2 separate regions of the Mus musculus genome follow, and region 2 is linked to region 1. Evidence: chromatin loops called from intact Hi-C (ENCODE). Cell type or tissue: heart. All regions are shown on one strand.

The links. Hi-C counts contacts between places; a loop is a spot of excess contacts. Peaks named below come from ENCODE experiments on the same cell type or tissue, not always from the same donor. Only the 100,000 strongest peaks of a DNase experiment are listed, where the experiment ranks them.
Region 2: it touches region 1 in a loop (2.0-fold over the local background); 1 of 42 quality-filtered maps calls a loop at or near these places.

The regions. Positions count from the first base shown.
Region 1 is chr8:120,228,563-120,233,562 of GRCm38, reverse strand. It overlaps a transcript of Gse1 not described here. Among named protein-coding and RNA genes, the nearest start is that of A330074K22Rik, 2.8 kb to the right of the region's middle. In heart, a CTCF peak has its summit at 2,747; DNase peaks (open chromatin) are centred at 472, 1,502, 2,662, 4,162 and 3 weaker places; H3K4me3 peaks cover 4,787 bases; H3K27ac peaks cover 3,090 bases; H3K27me3 peaks cover 1,754 bases.
Region 2 is chr8:120,536,019-120,541,018 of GRCm38, reverse strand. Gse1 (genetic suppressor element 1, coiled-coil protein) reads right to left here and starts at 3,610. Exons shown (of 16, transcript NM_001145896.1): 1 at 3,457-3,610. The coding sequence starts at 3,463. 1700016A09Rik (RIKEN cDNA 1700016A09 gene) reads left to right here and starts at 3,293. Exons shown (of 1, transcript NR_151732.1): 1 at 3,293-4,127. Mir7687 (microRNA 7687) reads right to left here and starts at 2,323; the gene lies at 2,265-2,323. In heart, CTCF peaks have their summits at 1,536, 1,888 and 2,919; DNase peaks (open chromatin) are centred at 1,438, 2,138, 2,968, 3,658 and 4 weaker places; H3K4me3 peaks cover 4,767 bases; H3K27ac peaks cover 4,677 bases.

The DNA.
Region 1 (5,000 bases):
GGTCCTCTGCCAGCATCCCAGCTGGAGGATGTTCGGTACCATCTCCCTCCCTTCCTTTCCTCTGTCTCCTTACACAAGTCCTTTTTCAGAGGTTTTCCAGTTGATTCACTCAAGGGAGCACCTACCAGGGTTCCAAAATTCCAGGAGTTTCTACAATATGACATGTCTCCCACCAAGCATCCCCTCTTAGCCCTTGCAAGGCCCTTCTGCTTCCCAGCTAAGCCCTCAGACAGCCAGCATCTGAAAGAAAAGCTCAGGGGCTAAGGGGAGGGAGAGGGAGGGGAGCCGGCCTGGGGACAAGGGAGAGGCTGTGCCTACCTACGTCTCCGCTCCTGACAACCCAGGAGCCTGGCCCTCTGCACAGCTCCCACATGTCTCTGCACTGCACCCAGGCTGGCTGACGGCCTCGCGGCTCCCGGTGCTGCGGGAAACAGCCCTTTGGACCTTCTGTGCCTGTCCCTCCCCAGGGATGCTGCAGGCTGTGCCTGCCACCGGATCCCAGCATCTGGAACAGTGCCTGCCTCGGAGCAGGCTCTCTATAAATATTTGTGGGATAAATGGGAAGAACGGGAGCCCAGAGGAAGGGCAGAGGGCAGAGGGCTCCGTCCCGGCATCCCTGGACCCTGGGAGCTGAATGATCTTCTTCTTCCCTACACGGCCATAGTGGAGTCTGAGACATGCCTGCCACCCCCGACTGCAGCACAGGCCTGCCCTGGTCTTATCATCTCTGAGGGCTGCAGACACATCCCTCTCCCAACCATACCTCCATTCAAGCTGTCCTCCAGCACAGAGACCAAGATCTTCCTCCCTACAAAGGCTCCCAGATCTGGTACTTTCTGTCTGCTCTTCCCATCCCCAGGGCTGCAGGGATTCTCTGTACTTTTCTGCTACTTAACCAGGTTCCAATGAGACTCAGGCAAACCAACGGCTGGAGCTGAGCCCAAAGGGGCAGAGGATGCCCTGAACTCCAGACTGGAACCCTTAGCCACCTGCTGCTGGCTGGGAGAGAGGCAGAAGTCTGGGGATTTACCCGAGTCTCAGTGTGGGAGTAAGAAGGTCCACAGGACAGGTGAGGGCCAAGGACAGGACAGAAATTGGTTGAATGCTCAGCTCAGCCCCGTGGGTGAACACAGGAGTGGGGGAAGGGGCCCGCTGATGGCTCTCACTTCCCACCCCTGCTGGCCTGGGACCTGAGCTTCTTTTGATTACTGAGGTCAAATTGGCACAAGGTAGACACTCTGCTGTGAAAACTCCACGCCCCCAGGGAGCATCCACCACCCACACAGCGCTGTAGCATACCTCCAGCATGCACCTGGCCCCAGGGGCTGTAGCCTTACATGATGTGCCTTCTGCCCTGACGGAGGGGCATCGGGAGCAGCTTCAATGCAGTGAGCTTGGCCAGGGACATTCAAATGTCCCCTGATTCACTTAATTATCAGAATGTCCCTACAAACCATGTGGCCTGTAGTCCTACTTCTCAGCCAAGAGAACTGAGCCCAGCCAGGATAAGAACTTGTTGGCAGACAGCTCTGCTGTGAAGACGACAGCAGTGGCAGGCAGGGACCAGGCCTGGCTTGCCCCAGAGCCAAGCTCTTCTGACACACTTCAGGCCTTGCAGAGCTGTCCCTTCCAAGACCCAGCAACAACCTCAGCATAGACTGCCACACACCTGTGGCTAAGGGAAGGCTGGGTGTCCCACGCCAAAAGCAGGTGAATCTCTGCTTATAGGGGGAGGGGTGTTGGGGGTTGCCTTCAAAACCTTAAAGGTACCTCCAGTCCAAAGCCAACTCTAGGGACGAAGGATAAGGGCAGTATGTGAGGCAGGGGGACTGTGAGCCAGGAGAAGGGTACCCAGGCACATCAGAGGCTGCTTCATAAGTTAGCCTTCCTGTGCTCAGGCATCACACATGTGTGCATGTACACACACACATGTGAGTGTGCAAAATTGCAAGACCTAGATAGACACTACACACAAACCACCATTCCTGAGCGGGTCCCACCTATCCACCTTTGTGTCTCTGTCTGCAAGACCCTGGCCTATCACTACCACATAGGCCTCTGCCCAGTACAGGACAGGACAGGACAGTCTGGGAGGAATTAGGATCCCAGCCCAAGGGCAGAACAGTGAGTACAAACCAGATGCCTGCCTGTCACTCCCCTTCCCCAGGGCCACCTGGCCAGCTCCTACCCTGGTTCTTACAAAGCTGGGTCCCAATGTCCCAGGGTCTAGACTACCTCCTACCAGGCAGACAGCTGCATCTTGAGAACAGGCCTCAGGCCTCTGCCCAACTCCAAGCAGCTGACTCGCAAAGAAGAGACCCTTTCCACTGCAAAGGTTGTCTAGGCCACTGTCCCGAGTCCCATGCGCCTGTGTCCCATGCCTACGCGTCTGGAATCTGTGGCCATCTGCTTCATAAAGCCACCGGGAAGACTCAAACGAAAGGCACTTGGGTGAGAATCTTGGGAAGGAGGAGGAGGCGGCCAGGAGCTAGTGAGAGGAACTCGCGACGGGGACCTCCGGGTGACCTGTGTGGCTGCACTAATTACCAATGTTATCGGGCATCCGACAGCCTTGCCCTGAACTTCCTCCATTTGATAGATGGGCAGCAAACACGCCCAGTGTCAGCCCCATGCCTGCTGATTCCAACAGCAGCTATTCAACCACTCCTGCCCCCAGATCCTCCAACCTCCTGCCCCATGCCTCCAAGGTCAGCCAAGCTCACAAACCAAAGAAAACGCCTCCTGCTGGGACAGACCATGCTGAACCAATACCACCACCGAGGAACAGAAGACATCTCTCTTTTGACAACACTGATGCTCCAGGAGATGAAAGCCACTACTTACCTTTGTTACTCCTGCCGTTGGGGAGCTCCAGCCAATGGGTCCCTGGCTGGCAACCCCTTGGCCTGCACAAACCAGGGTCCCGCATTCCACACAGGCACCGATGATCAGCTGCCGGCCATCATCCACCAACAGGCTGTGGCTGGCTCTCAGGGTATACAGGAACAAGGGGAGCCTGGCCACTCTCACTGACTTCAGCCCCAGACACCGTTTCTTCTCTTGCTGACAGAAGAAGCACACGAATGTGTCCACTTGGTACTGCCTCGACCAGGCGCTGACCGGCTGGTGAGCGGCTCTGGCTTCGTGCTGCAGCCACTGACCCAGCAGGTCATGATAGCAGAGCACACAGGTTGCCACCAGGCCCGTGGAGTCTGCAGGCCTGGCCCGTGGGGCGGGCGGATAGACGGTGAGGAAGGGAAAAAAGGGTTCCTTCTCGCCCAGGTGGCTGGCGGGGTTCATGCTGAGTTGGAACTCCTTGCCCGGCCCCAGCTCAGCCCCGCAGATGTAGCAGACCGCAGGCGGGCCTCCCTGCGCAGAAGCGGGCAGTTCGCTCAGGGTAGGGTCCGAGGCAGAGAAGGCTTGGTGGTACCTGCCCAGGAAGCCTTGCACAGAGCTGATGAGCTCACGGTTGTGCGATGCCCGGTACAGGGCCCAGACGTCCTCCAAGACGCTGAAGCACTTGGGGCAGCTGCGAACCTCGCAGCGCTTGTTGGGGGGCCGAGCGTTGGGTGGGCAGGGCAGGAGGCTAAGGAAGGGGAAGTGCATGGAGCCCCCAGAGTTGCCGTTGACAAGGCGGGAGGGCACAGCCCGGGCATCCCGTGTACAGTCCTCCCCACAGAGGTAGCAGGCTTCCCGCAGTAGCCCCGCGGTGGGGGCGGGAACCTCTTCCCTAGGGAGTCTCCGGGCCTTGGAGGCCATGCCGGGGGCGTGGCTGTTCAGGGGCACCACGTAGAGCCGCTGCAAGACCGGCACGTTGGCTAGCTCAAAGCTCTGCCACTGGTGTGTGAGGGACGAGAAGCAGCAGGGACACACGAGGGTGCTGCCCGCCTCAGTGATGGGCTGGGCGCCGGGCGGGGGGCTATGTAGCCACAGGAAGGGGAAGAAGGGCGCCTGGGCGGGAGTCTCCTGCTTCTGCACGTGGATCTGCTGCTGCGAGGCCGGTGACAGCGCCGAGCCACAGACGTAGCAACAGCGGGCCTGGCTGTCCGCGGGTATCCGGGGAGGCCGCTCCAGCCCTTCGTCCCCGAGGCTCCCGGCGACGTCGTTGCCCTCGGGGGTGCTACTGCGCTCTGGGGGCGCCGCGGGCCGGCTGGAGGCGGCGCCGTCCGTGCCGTCGGGCGCAGCGGGGCCGGGCCAGGGTTCCTGGATGCCCCTCAGCACGCTGGCTCGCGGCTCCGGAGCCCAGTGCGCCCCTGGCCCCGTGCGCCGGCGCCGGGCTCCGGACTTGCTGGAGTCGTGCGCATCCTCGGGCTCAGGCTCCGGCTCCGGCTCGGGCTCGGGCTCGGGCTCGGGCTCCGGTTCGGGCAGCGCGTCGGCGTCCGACAGCTCCGACAGCTCCGAGTCGCGCGCGTCCTCGGTGTTCCACTCGCGGGCCCCGCGCCGGCCAGCCGCGCTCGCGTCGCACTGATGCGGCCTCTTGAGCCAGTACACGCGCTTGTCCACGGGCGTGCGCGCGCGCTCGAAGGCGGCCCACTGCTCGGCCAGGAAGCAGCGGCACACGGCGCACACCAGCACGCAGCCATCGGTCGCGCTCAGCCCGCGCGCGCCGGGCGCCGGCTCCTGCTGCTGCAGGAACGGGAAGAAGGGCTGCGCGGGGCCCGCCGGCCTCACCGGCAGCTTCAGCTCCTTGCCGCGCGCGATGCCGCCGCCGCAGATGAAGCACGACAGGGCCGCGCCCGCCGCTGCCATGAGCCGCTGCTTACGGGAGAGCGGCGCCGCCCGGCCGCTCATGGCCCGGCCGCCGCGTCCGCCTCCGCGCGCCCCGCGGCTGCCGCTGCTCGGGCCGCGCGCACCGAGGCCCCGCGCCCAACTCGCAAAGTTTGGCGCGCGGCGGCGCGCACGCGGCCCGGGGCGCACCGAGGGTCTCCGCGGCGGTGCCCGGGGCTGCCGAGTCCCGGCGGGTGGCGGCGCGGGCCCAGGCGGCGCCGGAGAGCGCGCCC
Region 2 (5,000 bases), 310 kb before region 1:
TAAGAAGCCTATACCACTACACTGGGCAAAATAAATTTTAAAAAACAAACAAACAAAACCCCAACAAAACAGTAAATAACAATACAGATGCTAGGTCCCATCCCAGAGATGGGGGTTCATCTGAATGGAGGCATGACATGGATACCAGGTGCTTTTTTCCTAAACTGTAGTCAATGATGATCCTCAGAAACCAGAATACACCCCCCCTTTTTCCACACATCCCGTACTCCAGTTAATGATGACTCTTTCCTCAGAATCCCTAACAGCCAAACCCTTTTCCCCCATTTTTCATGGTGACTGAGAACAGACTCTGGTGTCCTCAAGATGTCCCTGTTACTACAGTTATCCCTTCAGGCCTAGTCTCCCTGAGGCTAGCTGTCACTCTCCTGGCCTCTAAAAGGTGGGCACAGAGAGACAGGCACCGAGGGGAGAAGAGCGGGTGTGCCTGGAGCCCACCAGACCCAGGGCAACCTGTACAAGGACACGGACTTTGCCAGAAAGGGACTGCTCAAGTAGCTTTATCTGGCTGGGGTGGAGAGCATGAGGGAGTGTAAGGAGCTGGTGGGGAGATGCTCTGCAGAGGCCAGATTAAAAGGCCTCCGGAGCGCACATTGGCAGCACGTTGGATGCTCTCTCGTTTCATCTGTCTGTACACCTCCCAGCAGTGAGTGCGAGGCCGGGTTCAGGAGGCACTCGATAAATTCTCATTGACAGGAACACTCAGAAACGTCACCTCCTAGGCTGTGGCCTGTGTGCCTTGTGGGGGGGGGGGGGTGGAGAGAAAGGCCATAGTGGGAAGTGAAGCCAGCAGTACTGGCGGGCTGCATTTGGCCAGGACTCGGAGATCTGAGACTCCATGGGGGCAGAAATTAAAGTGACTCGGCAGGTCTGCCGCACAGCCACGGGGCTGAAATGTCACCTCAAACGTAGTTCTCTGCAGGTTAAACATGCTCTCTTGCCCTAAGATCCCAGGAGAGGGAGAGAGGGAAAGGGGTGGGGGTTGGGCCTCATAGAGGGTTTGTGGCTGTTGCCACAACACGGGTAATTAACGTGCCCCCCCCCCCAGAAGGCTCCTATCCAACCCCACCAGGCTTTGGAGTAACCCAGGCTGGGCATTCCAAGGCTGCAGATGGAGCCAGGAAAAACCGGCCCTGCTGGCTCACTCCACAAGCCCCTGCGGGTTCCTGGGGGCAAGGGGGGAAAAAGCGGCAGCTGGCTATTACTCATTGCGTCTCTAGGAAGAGGAGGAGACCAGCAGCAGGGAGCTGAGGCTAGACCTCCTTCATAGCCGGGGAAATGGACCACACCTGCCTGAAGGGTCAAGGCCAGCTGGGGAAGGACTCTGGCGGGCTTGGGCGAGGGCCTGGCTGGGAAGGTGCAGGCCCAGGGTCCACCACAAAGTGGTGCAGACCTCTCCTCCCCCTTCCTCTGGCTAGAGGCGCAGGGCCCTGAGGTGGCTGCCTTTCTGCAAACCGCACAGCCCTTTGAGATCTGCAGCTTCCAACTTCCTCCAGAGACAGGGAAGTTAAGTTACTCACAGCCAGAGGCCGCCTGCCTGCCTGCCAGAGGGACAGCTTAGCCAAGAGCAACCAGAGGCTTCCAAAGGGTCAGGCTGTTTTGGAAGCTTCCCACCACCCCCACCCCATTAAAAACCTACCTGGAGGCATCAGAATCGCCCCAGGCCAGCCCCAAGGTTAGCTTAATGGGGGCCTGACAAGGCCTGATTCCTAGTAATTTTAAAATGTTAACTAACTATATACACCCCCTTTTCAACCGTAACTGGTCAGAATCCTACTAGCTGCCCCCAACAGGTCAGGGCCTGATCTGGCCTCTCTGCCTTCCCGGTTCGGAACCTGCCCTAAGGCAGGCACAACAGAGCCCAAAGCCAGGACAGGCCTCCCACCTCCTTTCCGAAGGCGTGGCTGACCCCGGGTCTCTGGCTGGCTGCTCACCAGCGCCCCCTCCCCCCAAGCCTCCTCCGCTCCAGCTGCCAAACCAGGCGACAAAAGCCAACCTTGTACCAAGCCATCAAGGCGCACACACACACACACACACACACACACACACACACACACACACCCCAGGAGGTGGTCAGGCGTGACCCGGTGGCTGTGAGAAGTGTTGAGCAAGCGGCTTCGGCACAGCGAGCCCCATCGAGGGAGGCTGCCAGCAACCCTGTTCCGGTCCACCCGGTGGGGCGTGACACCCAGCATAGCAGATGACACACGCTGCCAGTCGGAGCCTGTGCCCCGGCCCCCCTCACCTGTGGCGGGGCGACTGAGTGGCTGAGTCAGACACAGCCTGCGCCTCAGGTTCCCCGCCTGCGGGTGGGGGCGGCTGTAAACACAGGCTAAGCAACACTTAAGTAGCCAAGCTTAAGTAACACGGACGCCCAGGGAAGGCTGCTCGCCAGGGGGGCCTTGTCTTCCTCGGGAAGAGGGGGTAAACCAGTCTCAGACTGAGACACTGCCAAGCGGCCAGCCAAGACCTCCTGCCTCTTTGTCCCCCAGTGCTGGGAATCGGCTTAGGCCCGATGCTCCCTCCTAGAGCGAGGCTGCGCCTTTTGTTCCGGTCCTCTTTACAAAAGGATCTTGTATTTTGGTTTGTTTTTTTCCCCCCTTCCATTTGGTGGTCTCGCTTGTTTTCAAACCCCAACCTGTGTGGGCCCCAACCGCGACAGATAAGGCACCGCAGGGGTCTAGTAAGGGTTTAGAGTGCTTTAAATGCATGGAAGACAAAGGCTGGTTTGCACCAAACCGACCCAACTCGAGCTGGCACCCCCACCACGGGTGGCAGGTGCGCGGGGGCGCCCCTTGCTCGCTCCCGGCTCCGATGCCCAGACCTGCGGCCCCAAGCCTGCTCCTCGCAGTCCTATTCGGCCCCCGCCACCTCCCGGCGCTCGGAGAGGCGGGCAGCGGGGAGGGCAGCCCAGCTCCCGCTCCGCCTCCAAGAAGGGAATTTAATTAGCCTGCCGGAGAGGCGGCGGGCGACGAGGTGTCTCTGGTGCTGCAATATAATTGAATCGGCTCCACTCGGGCGGGCCACTCGCCGTCAGCGCGGCCGCGGGGGGCGGGGAGGCGCATCCAGGCGGAGCGGGAAGGGCTGGGCGGGGGGTTCGGAGGCCCCTTGGACTGCCACCCCAGGTAAAGCACCCCCCCCCCCATCCAACCACCTGCCTGGGCGCCCCCGCCCCATCCAAAGTTTTGCTACAACCCCGAGCCCCGGAGCCGCCCCCGCGCACTTCCCCGCGCACTTCCGCGGCAGCAGAGCCGGCTGAGCCCAGCGCGCGCGCGCGCAGCCGCGAGTGTGGCTTCAGGTCGGCCGCGCGCCCCGCGCTTCTCGTCCCTCACACCCGCGGGACCTGGCACCGGCCGTTGGCGCCCCTCCCGAGCCCACAAACTTGGGGAGAGGAAGAACGAGGGAACCCCCGCCACCATCCCCCACCCGCGCGCTCACCTTTCATGCCAGGGCCCCGCTGCTCCACCGCTCCTGACACATGCCGGAGCCACCGTCGCCCGGGTTTGTCTGAACTGCTTATCTCACCCGGGGCTGTGCGGCGGCGGCTCCGCCGCTCGGGGAGGTGGAGCTTCCGGGGCCTGGGCCAAGAAACACCTGCTGCTGTCGCCGCTGAGGACACACCCAAGCGCAACGCCGCCCACTCCCCGGCCCCGGCTCGCTCCCGGCGCCCTGACCTCAGCCGGCGGGAGGTGTCGGGTTTCAGCCGCAAGCGCACGCGCGCGCACCGACAGACCGCCCGGAGCACCCAGCGCGGTCACAACCCGCCGGGTAGGTGCCGCCCCCCGCGCTCCTGGCGACCCTGGCTGTCCGGACAGTCCAGGGGGATCTCTCAGAGGCCTCGCGGGCCACTCATCTCCAAGAGTAGGGAGGAGTGGCTTACAACACGCCTGCCATATCCGAGCCTCATAGCCGCCTCCCCAAGCGCCTGGAACAGTGCCTGGCACCTGGCCACCCACTAAGAGAGGGGAGGGATAGGCCTTTCCTTGTGCTGAGTGGAGGGGACCACACAATATAGGCCGTTGGCCTCTCTCGATCTCCAAGATGCCTGATCTATTACCACAACTTTAAAGGACTTAATGTTAAGAGCTCGGGCCACGAGCCTCTGTCCCAAAGTTTTGCAAAGTCTCCATCTCGCTTTAAGGAATTTTTGAGAAGGCCAAACGGCGGGGGCTCTAGTTCTTTAAAGAGCCCATGTTCGAGAAGTCCACGGAGGCGCCGCTGCGCCAGGGGCATCATTAAGTAGCTGGGGTTGCGGTCAGAGGCGAGGCCGCCGCCTCCAGAAACTGGCACAACCCACCGCGCCACCGGCCCCAGCGCACCGCCTTCCCACTCTTGGCACCCCCACCCACCCTACCTCACCCAGGCACTTCACGGGGATGACTCAGGGAGCGTCCTGAAATTCCTCGGCACCCACAGGCGGCGCGGAGAGGGACTGTGGGCCCCAGCGTCCCCGCCCACAACGCGACCGATCCCTAGAAACACCCCCTTCCCGCCACCCGGGAAGCGCGAGGTTACAGCGCGAGCCAGGCAGCCGGGGACCCTCGGCCGGACCCAGCGCGCAGAGAGCAGCCATCGAGGTGGCAAGGTCGTCGCGAGGTCCCGGGGTCTCCCCCGCCCGGCCTTTCTACACAGCTCTCTTAATGATCCTCCACTTTCAGACTTTCAAGCCCGGAGGCCACCGCACCGGGGGGGTTGGGGGGGGAACCTCAGCGCCGCTGCGGGTCTCAACTTTCCACCGCGGTGCCAGCCCCAAACCTGCCCCGGGACATGCCCGCGCAGTGCTCCGCAGGCGCGCGCTGCCTCCCCCGCCTTCCTCCCTCCCGCGCCAGCCGGGACAGCGCCGGGAGCGAGCGCGGGCGCCAGCACCCCCCGTCCATCTGTTCCCGATGACGCCGGCGGCGGGCAGCGCTCGGGGCCCGCGCCAGCAGAAGCCGCCGATGCCGCGGGGCGGGGGCGCACGCCGGGCCAGTCTTGCACAAGCC